Regions from separate parts of the Homo sapiens genome. Here regions 1 and 3 are each linked to region 2. Evidence: chromatin contacts called from ENCODE Hi-C or POLR2A ChIA-PET data. All regions are on one chromosome and are shown on one strand. The core of a region is the stretch at or near the end of the contact, and the rest is flanking DNA. Distances in the headings are between cores, read along the strand shown.

Region 1 (2,700 bases), core at 154-2,653, 62 kb before region 2:
TACAGAGATGGATGGTCTGGAAGCACGCCAGCAGGTTTTTATTATGGCAGCCACTAACAGGCCAGGTAAGAAATAAAAATATTGTAACACAGATGAATCTAAAAACTTACAGCATTTCCGTAGAAGAGATTCAGATAATTAAAAATAAAAGTAAAAACTAGTAGCATTTATAAACAATATAATTCACATGCATCCTAGGAAAGGAAGATTAAATTTGGGCAATCCATTTTTGGTTCTGTGAAAGGAAACTTCATAGTTGAAATAAAGGCTTAGAAAGCTTTTGCATAAGCTATAGTAAAAAGTATAGTATTACTGCTTGGATCCCATGAGATTGCTTTTCTGTGTCGGTGCTTAGAAAGCTCTTTTTGGCTGAGAACAGTTGCAGCATACACTTTTTTTTTTTTTTTTTTTTGAGACAGAATCTCGCTCTGTCACCCAGGCTGGCATGCAGTGGCATGACCTTGGCTCACTGCAACCTCTGCCTCCTGAGTTCAAGTGATTCTCCTGCCTCAGCCTCCTGAGTAGCTGGGATTACAGGTGCTGCCACCATGCCCGGCTATTTTTTGTATTTTTAGTAGAGATGGGGTTTCGCCATGTTGGCCAGGCTGGTCTTGAACTCCTGACCTCAGGTGATCTGCCCACCTCGGCCTCCCAAAGTGCTAGGATTACAGACGTGAGCCACTGCACCCGACCAGCATACACTTTTGACCACAAAAGTATTTTCAGAATTTGTGTTTTGTGGTTTCTCTCTAGCTTATAGGAAACAAAAACGAGACTCTTCACTCTAGTAGAAGTTAAAGATAGATTTTTAGGATTTTATGCTGGAGCCATGCCCCTATATCTGCCCTGAATAATTACTGAAAATTGTTTTCAAGGTTAAGCATTCTTTGAGGGATTCAGAAAAGGGCTCAAGACTACAGAAGTGCAGAAGATGGCTCGGAGTTACAACTCTAATCACATGCTTGATCTTTCTGGTGATCAGTCCCCTGCCCGAAGCTATCTGTGGGGCCACTATGCGTCACCACATTAGCTCAACAAAGATATTCCTGGCACTCAGGAAATTGCAAGGATTTTTGAAGATCTATGCCAGGAAAGGTGGGCAAAGACCAGTTATATTCTGTATTATACCATAGTAACCTTGGGACTATATTACTTTATCTTGCTGACCATCATTTTGGCACTTTTTAAATGAAGATGATAATACTTAATTGGCAGGATTGCCACAAAAGTTAAATGATGTTGGTAATGTATCTGCCACAGTGGTGTTAAACAGCACGTAGCTATTTAGTAATTGTTATCATGTTCATAAGCAGTTTGGTAATAGTAGTGGGAACAGTCATTAGGTCATAAAATCACAGAGTCATCCTAGAAGAAAGTCCCTCAGAGTTGAACAGAATCACATCGTCCCTTTCATAAGCAGATACAGATCTTTTCTCACATATTTCAAGAAGATGCTTGTCTTAGTCTGTTTTGTTTTGCTGTAACAGAATACCTGAAACTGGGTAATTTGTGTTAAAAAGAAAAGAGATTCAGTTCTTCTAGTTCAGGAAGCTGGGAAGGTCAAGGCTGAGTGGCCTGCATCTGTCAAGGGCCTTCTTGCTGCATCACCCCAAGGCGAAAGGGTAGAAGAGCACAAGAGCATGCATGAGAGAGCAAAAGGAAAGTGGCCTGGACAGGAAGAAACCATGGTCCCATGAGTAAAGGTGGACAAATAAAGTTTAATTAATTTTACCCTATCTTTGGACATTTATCTCAACTGCCTGAGCTAAACAACTGTTTTCTTCAGCCTACCAAAAAGCATTTTGTATAGCAAAAGATTAGTTTCACTGGAGGAAGTCTGGAGAAGAAAGAAGCAGAGAGAGGGGGGATCCTGGGGAGTAGGAAATGAGGGCCCTGTTTCTCTCAAAAAAGCCTCATTGAAGAAATACATTGATCCAGTTTTTTCCAGTATATGATCATCCTTTTTAAAGTGAGGAGCATAAATTAGTAAGGATGGGCTTAATATCTGTTAGTGGTGAGACAGAAAATGCTAAAATTATTATCTGTTTAATTGTTTGTACTATCTGGTTTTGATGTATGACTTGTCATATGTGCAGTATATTAATAACATCATACAGAAACATAGTTAACAAATGAGTAGACATTAAAAAAGAAAGAAAGTGGCCAAGCTGGGCATGGTGGCTTATGCCTGTAATCCTAGCACTTTACGAGGTTGAGACAGGAGGATCGCTTGAGCTTGGGAGTTTAAGACCAGCCTGGGCAACATAGTGAGACCTTGTCTCTATTATTTAAAAAATAGTGAGAGTGGCGAAACATATCCTTTTATCAAGAGTCCACTCCTGTAATAACTTACCCACTCTCTTGAAACCAGCATCATTCATGAGGGCAGAGCCCTCATGACCTAATCACCTTTTAAAGGTCCCACATCTCAACACTGTTTTATTGGGGATTAAGTTTCCAACACGTGAAATTTGGGGAATACGTTCAAACCACAGCATCAATCTTTCGTTTCCTGTAATAACCTATTCTATCGTTAACAGCCCGCACCATATTTTAAGTTTGTTTATTTTATTTTATTATTTATTTATTTATTTTGAGACAGAGTCTTGGTCTACTGCCCAGGCTGGAGTGCAGTGGTGTGATCTCAGCTCCTTGCAACCTCTGCCTCCTGGGTTCAAAGATTTCTTCTCCCTCAGCCTC
Region 2 (2,700 bases), core at 118-2,617:
CAGTGAGCCGAGATCGTACCATTGCACTCCAGCCTGGGTGACGGAGCGAGACTCTGTCTCAAAAAACACAAAACACAAAACAAAAAATCTTGTATTGTAAAATCCAGATACAGAAAAATACACAGAGCAAACGTGCAGCTTAATGAATTACTCCAAGGCAAACACCTCTGTAACCATTGGTGGGACATTGCGAGAGCTCTCAGGAGTCCTGGGGAATGAGCTCCAGTTGCCTACAGTGGTTACCTGCTCCTTAAGTGACACACGCTTTACTGGCCTGCTTTTTTGGATTTCCTTTTCTCACTCATTTCAGGATCACCTTCCAAATAAGCCATATACCCAAATTCTCATCTCAGGGTCAGTTTTTGGTGAAACTAGAAATCAGGCCGTTTCTAAGGAAGTCTTCTTTAAAGAGGTGGCATTTGAGCTGAGAGCTGATTATTGAGAGGGAGGTGGCTCTGTGAGCTCTGGTCTAGTGTCTACGCAGAGGACACCAAGCAGGCCCTGGGACACAGCAATCCTGAGTGTGTTTGGAGCAGAAAGCAGCCCATGGTGGCTGGACCACAGGGAGAGATGGCCTGGGAGAGTCAGGCAGGAGCCTAATCATATGGTTTACAGCCCTGCGTGTGTGTGTTGGGGTTGGGGGGGGGGGGCTGGGTGTGTGTATGTGAGCAACGTGTGAGTCATGTGGGATGGGAGGCCCCCTTGCACTTTCCTTCTCAGCCCCTTGCCACCTGACATCCACACTCACACATCCTCACAGGCAGTTCCGTTTTGAAAACCTGATTTCATGTGGCCAGTCCAGTCTTAGGACAAATATATATTCATAGAAGGCAATTTAAAAAGCCAAGTCGGCCGGGCGCGGTGGCTCACGCCTGTAATCCCAGCACTTTGGGAGGCCGAGGCGGGCGGATCACGAGGTCAGGAGATCGAGACCATCCCGGCTAACACGGTGAAACCCCGTCTCTACTAAAAATACAAAAAATTAGCCGGGCGTGGTGGCGGGCGCCTGTAGTCCCAGCTACTCGGGAGGCTGAGGCAGGAGAATGGCGTGAACCCGGGAGGCGGAGCTTGCAGTGAGCCGAGATCCCGCCACTGCACTCCAGCCTGGGTGACGGAGCGAGACTCCGTCTCAAAAAAAAAAAAAAAAAAAAAAAAGCCAAGTCATCTCAACCCGAGCTACACTAGATGCACGGCTGTGTCAGTTACCAGAGTCCAGCTCGGTGTTGGCTAATAGTGGAAGCACAACTTCCATTGCCAAAGCTCAGAGACAGAAACTCCGGAGATGGAGCAGGCAGATAAGTGTGTGGCTGGCGCAGAGCCAGGCCCTCGGAGATGACGAGCATGTCTCTCACCAGCCCCTTCTGCAGTGAGTGGCTGTCCCACGGGTCTCTCCAGCTGCCAGGGGAGAATGAATTAGGGTGTTGAGAATTACCCAAACCCAAGGCTGGGGAGGGTGTGACTCCATCTAGGCCAGTCCTTGTCTTTGCTAATCCAGCATGACCCAGGCCTGCTGTGGAATATTTTGGAATATATTGGAATATTTGGAATATATTGACAGTGCAAGTTAAGAGTTTTGTTGATTAAAAAAAAAATACTCAAGTCAAATTTATAGAAACAGAAAGTAAAGTGCTAGTTGCCAGGGGCTGGGGGAGGGAAAATAGGGAGCTGTTTAATGAGCATGGAATTTCGGTTTTTCTTTTTTCCTTCTTCTTCTTTTTATTTTTTTTTTCTTTTTCTTTCATTTTTTTATTTTTATTTTTTGAATCTCAGATTTTCAAGATGAAAAGTTCTGGAGATAGGTTGCATAACAATGTGAATGTATGTAATACTCCTGAACTGGACACGTGAAAATGGTAACAATGGGCTGGGTGCGTTGGCTAATGCCTGTAATCCCAGCACTTTGGGAGGCCGAGGCGGGTGGATCACCTGAGGTCAGGAGTTTGAGACCAGCCTGACCATATATGGTGAAACCCCATCTCTACTAAAAATACAAAAAAAAATTAGCCAGGTGCAGTGGTGGGCGCCTGTAATCCCATCTACTTGGGAGGCTGAGGCAGGAGAATTGCTTGAACCCGGGAGGCAGAGGTTGCAGTGAGCTGAGATTGCACCATTGCACTCCAGCCTGGGCAACAGAGTGAGACTCTGTCTCAAAAAGAGAAAAAAAAAATGGTAACAATGGTGTATTTTATGTTCTTTGTATTCTATGATAATTTTTTTTTTTATTTCTTAAAAAATAAACTCAGACAATAGTTTGGGCAGCAAGCACCGACTGCCATGGTTTGGAACAAGTGTGACCTGTGCTCTGACTGCTGGCACTGTCCCAAATGACTGACTCCTGTAGCTTGGTGTTCCCAGTGGCATCAGTAACCAGCATTACCACAACCCCTGCAGTGAGTGACAGTGCTTTTCCCATCTGATTTCCAAGGCATCTCAAGGTCCCGGGAGGGAGGTAAGAAAAGATAGACAAGATAGATAAAGGAAACCAGCCCAGGGAAGGTAATTTGCTTCAGTCACACTGGCAACACAACCTGTCTTTCTTTCCTGTCCCTGGCTCTGAGATGCCTAAGGGGCTGCACTCCCAAGTCGGGGTTCTTCCTGGGCCCCCGGCCACCGGGTTTGACACCGGTGGCTTATTAAACAGCTGCTCATCATCCCCTGGTCATGAGGAGGGGGAGTCAGTGACTTGAGGCACTCACAACA
Region 3 (2,700 bases), core at 44-2,543, 40 kb before region 2:
AGCACACACATATAATCCAATTTTGTTTCTATGAATTTCCTGTAGTCATGGTGACATAATGATAATGCTTTCACACTTGTCCTTGGGATTTCATGAACTAAAGAGAAAAGTTGGATTGGTATTTATTTCTAGACATGCCAGACATGAGGCATGTGGTATTCAGAGCTTTATAGATTTGGAACCAGAGAATGATTGGCTCATTCTTCCTGCTGTGTTTCATTCAATGTATGGTACTCACACCAGAACAACTTTATACTTCATTCATCTAGAATTTCAGTGCTATTTGCCAAAATCATTAGGCCTCAGACCAAAGGGTGAATATTTAAAGTACCCCACTTCGGCCAGGCACAGTGGTTCATGCCTATAATCCCAGCACTTTGGGAGGCCGAGGCAGGTGGATCACTTGAGGTCAGGAGTTCAAGACCAGCCTGGCCAACATGGCAAAACACTGTCTCTACAAAAATACAAAGATTAGCTGGGTGTGATGGTGTGCTCCTGTAATCCCAGCTACTCAGGAGGCTAAAGCAGGAGAATTAGCTTGAACCCGGGAGGCAGAGGTTGTGGTGAGCCGAGATCGTGCTATTGCACTCCAACCTGGGCAACAAGAGCAAAACTCTGTCTCCAAAAAAAAAAAAGTCATCTGGCATAAATGGGGTGGGTAACAGAGAGGAGCCCTGCAGCTTCCAAGCACAAAGTTGTGAATATGGAAGAAGAAAAAAATCAAAAAAGACATTTCAATAGAGGTCAACTTTGGCCGGGCATGGTGGCTCACACCTGTAATCCCAGCACTTTGGGAGGCCAAGGTGGACGGATCCCACCTCCCGAGTAGCTGGGATTACAGGCACGTGCTACCACGCCCGGCTAATTTTTGTATTTTTAGAGAAATGAGGTTTCACCATGTTGGCCAGGCTGGTCTGGAACTCCTGACCTGGTGATCCACCCACCTCGGCCTCTCAAAGTGCTGGGATTACAGGTGTGAGCCACCATGCTGGGCCAAAAGCAACTTTTGTAGATTGTGGTTTAGACTGCTGCATAGTCAGTCCTCAGCCTCTGTCTGTGCCAACGGCAGAAGGGCTTTTGTTAGTTTATTCTCTTTGACTTGAGAGTGCATTTTTGCTCCAATTCTGACTGTGTCCTATTCTAAGACTTGGAACCTCATTGGGCAGAGCTGCCCAGGAGGAGCAGGACCCACATGCAGCCTCCCTGTGCCCTGTCTGCCTGCGTTGGCCTGGTGCCCTCTCAAGAGAGCTGTTAGCAGTGCAATTTCACATCCTTATCTTACCTCATCCTTCAGAGGTCATGAATGTTTTTGTTTAAAAAGCTTTGTTGATGGCTAAAGCAGGGCAGATTGAGAGGAAGAGGAAGCACAATATCTAATTTCAGAGGGGAGAAGTCACAAGGCAGACTTCCTGCCCATGTATGTTCTTTGTAAGTCAACAGAAAGTGAGGAAAATTGGCATTTTTAATGTTTACCCTTTTTATTTCAGTTTGCTGGCTTTTGACTTTAATTCCTCAGATTGTTTTATATACAATTTTCTCTTTCTCCTATTAACATCTGAAATATTATAAGGAGATTAGAATAAAGATCTTTAGTCCTGTTCTTAAAAGTCTGAAATATTTTGTAGGTCAAAGCAACTTCTTCATATCTTTTGGGATCTAAGTTTTGTAAAAGAAGAGCGAGTGGGCCAGGTACAGTGGCTCACACCTGTAATCCCAGCACTTTGGGAGGCCAAGGCGGGCGGATCACGAGGTCAGGAGTTCGAGACCAGCCTGGCCAATATGGTGAAACCCCATCTCTACTAAAAATATAAAAATTAGCTGGGCGTGGTGGTGCGTGCCTGTAGTCCCGGCTACTCAGGAGGCTGAGGCAAAAGAATCACTTGAACCCAAGAGGCAGGGATTGCAGTGAGCCGAGATTACGCCACTGCACTCCAGCCTGGGCAACAGAGTGAGACTCCATCTCAAAAAAAAAAAATGGAGACCAGCCTGACCAACATGGCGAAACCCCATCTCTACTAAAAATACAAAAATTAGCCGGGCGTGGTGGCATGCGCCTGTAGTCCTAGCTAGTCAGGAGGCTGAGGCAAAAGAATCACTTGAAGCAGAGAGGTGGAGGTTGCAGTGAGCCGAGATCACGCCACTGCACTCCAGCCTGGGCAACAGAGGGAGACTCCACCTCAAATAAAAAAGAGCGAGCCATATACTACTTTTTTATATTTTTTATTTGGTATTTCTAGTGATGATGTGGTGATAAGAGGTCTATCACTAAAAGCTGCCTGAGAAGTAGAAATTTTTTTTTTTGAGACGGAGTTTTGCTCTTGTCGCCCAGGCTGGAGTACAATGGTGCGATCTCAGCTCACTGCAACCTCTGCCTCCTGGGTTCAAGTGATTCTCCTGCCTCAGCCTCCCAAATAGCTGAGATTACAGGTGTCTGCCACCATGCCCAGCTAATTTTGTATTTTTAGTAGAGACAGGGTTTTTCCATGTTGGCCAGGCTGGTCTCGAACTCCCGACCTCATGTGATCCGCCCTCCTTGGCCTCCCAAAGTGCTGGGATTATAGGCATGAGCCACCACGCCCGGCCCCCAGATTTTTTTTTCATAACTTCTACTTCCTTTTAAGTGTCATTAAAATATCTCAGAAAACCAGAAACATTATTTGATATCTGCCAAATACTTTCAGATAAAATACAGTCTTTAAA

The links. A loop is a pair of places that touch in the nucleus more often than their neighbours do. ChIA-PET counts read pairs that join two places held with the same protein, here RNA polymerase II (POLR2A). Pooled maps may share reads with other maps.
Region 1: a map with no recorded cell type shows a loop between it and region 2 (4-fold over the local background). The contact joins two enhancer-like sites. A Hi-C loop is called at or near these places in 7 of 37 single-sample maps with no recorded cell type and 8 of 50 pooled maps. POLR2A ChIA-PET finds 5 or more read pairs at or near these places in 13 of 52 experiments (AG04450, GM12878, HEK293T and 8 more).
Region 3: a pooled map shows a loop between it and region 2 (2.2-fold over the local background). The contact joins two enhancer-like sites. A Hi-C loop is called at or near these places in 1 of 168 maps with a recorded cell type or tissue (heart right ventricle) and 4 of 50 pooled maps. POLR2A ChIA-PET finds 5 or more read pairs at or near these places in 19 of 52 experiments (A549, CD4-positive, alpha-beta T cell, H1 and 14 more).

Annotation. Positions count from the first base shown.
Region 1 is chr1:224,265,399-224,268,098 of GRCh38, reverse strand. It overlaps NVL (nuclear VCP like), which reads left to right. Exons shown (of 23, transcript NM_002533.4): 18 at 1-65. Among named protein-coding and RNA genes, the nearest start is that of MIR320B2, 9.6 kb to the right of the region's middle. Within about 2 kb of position 1,403, at least 2 of the 41 ENCODE cell types and tissues checked have a DNase peak (open chromatin) inside an H3K27ac peak, as active enhancers do.
Region 2 is chr1:224,203,583-224,206,282 of GRCh38, reverse strand. No RefSeq gene overlaps it. Among named protein-coding and RNA genes, the nearest start is that of DEGS1, 22 kb to the right of the region's middle. RefSeq lists a silencer at 1,273-1,322. Within about 2 kb of position 1,367, at least 27 of the 41 ENCODE cell types and tissues checked have a DNase peak (open chromatin) inside an H3K27ac peak, as active enhancers do; they include OCI-LY7 and heart right ventricle, where a contact is called at or near this core.
Region 3 is chr1:224,243,969-224,246,668 of GRCh38, reverse strand. All of the region lies in intron 19 of NVL (nuclear VCP like), which reads left to right. Among named protein-coding and RNA genes, the nearest start is that of MIR320B2, 12 kb to the left of the region's middle. RefSeq lists an enhancer at 966-1,015. Within about 2 kb of position 1,293, at least 20 of the 41 ENCODE cell types and tissues checked have a DNase peak (open chromatin) inside an H3K27ac peak, as active enhancers do; they include OCI-LY7 and heart right ventricle, where a contact is called at or near this core.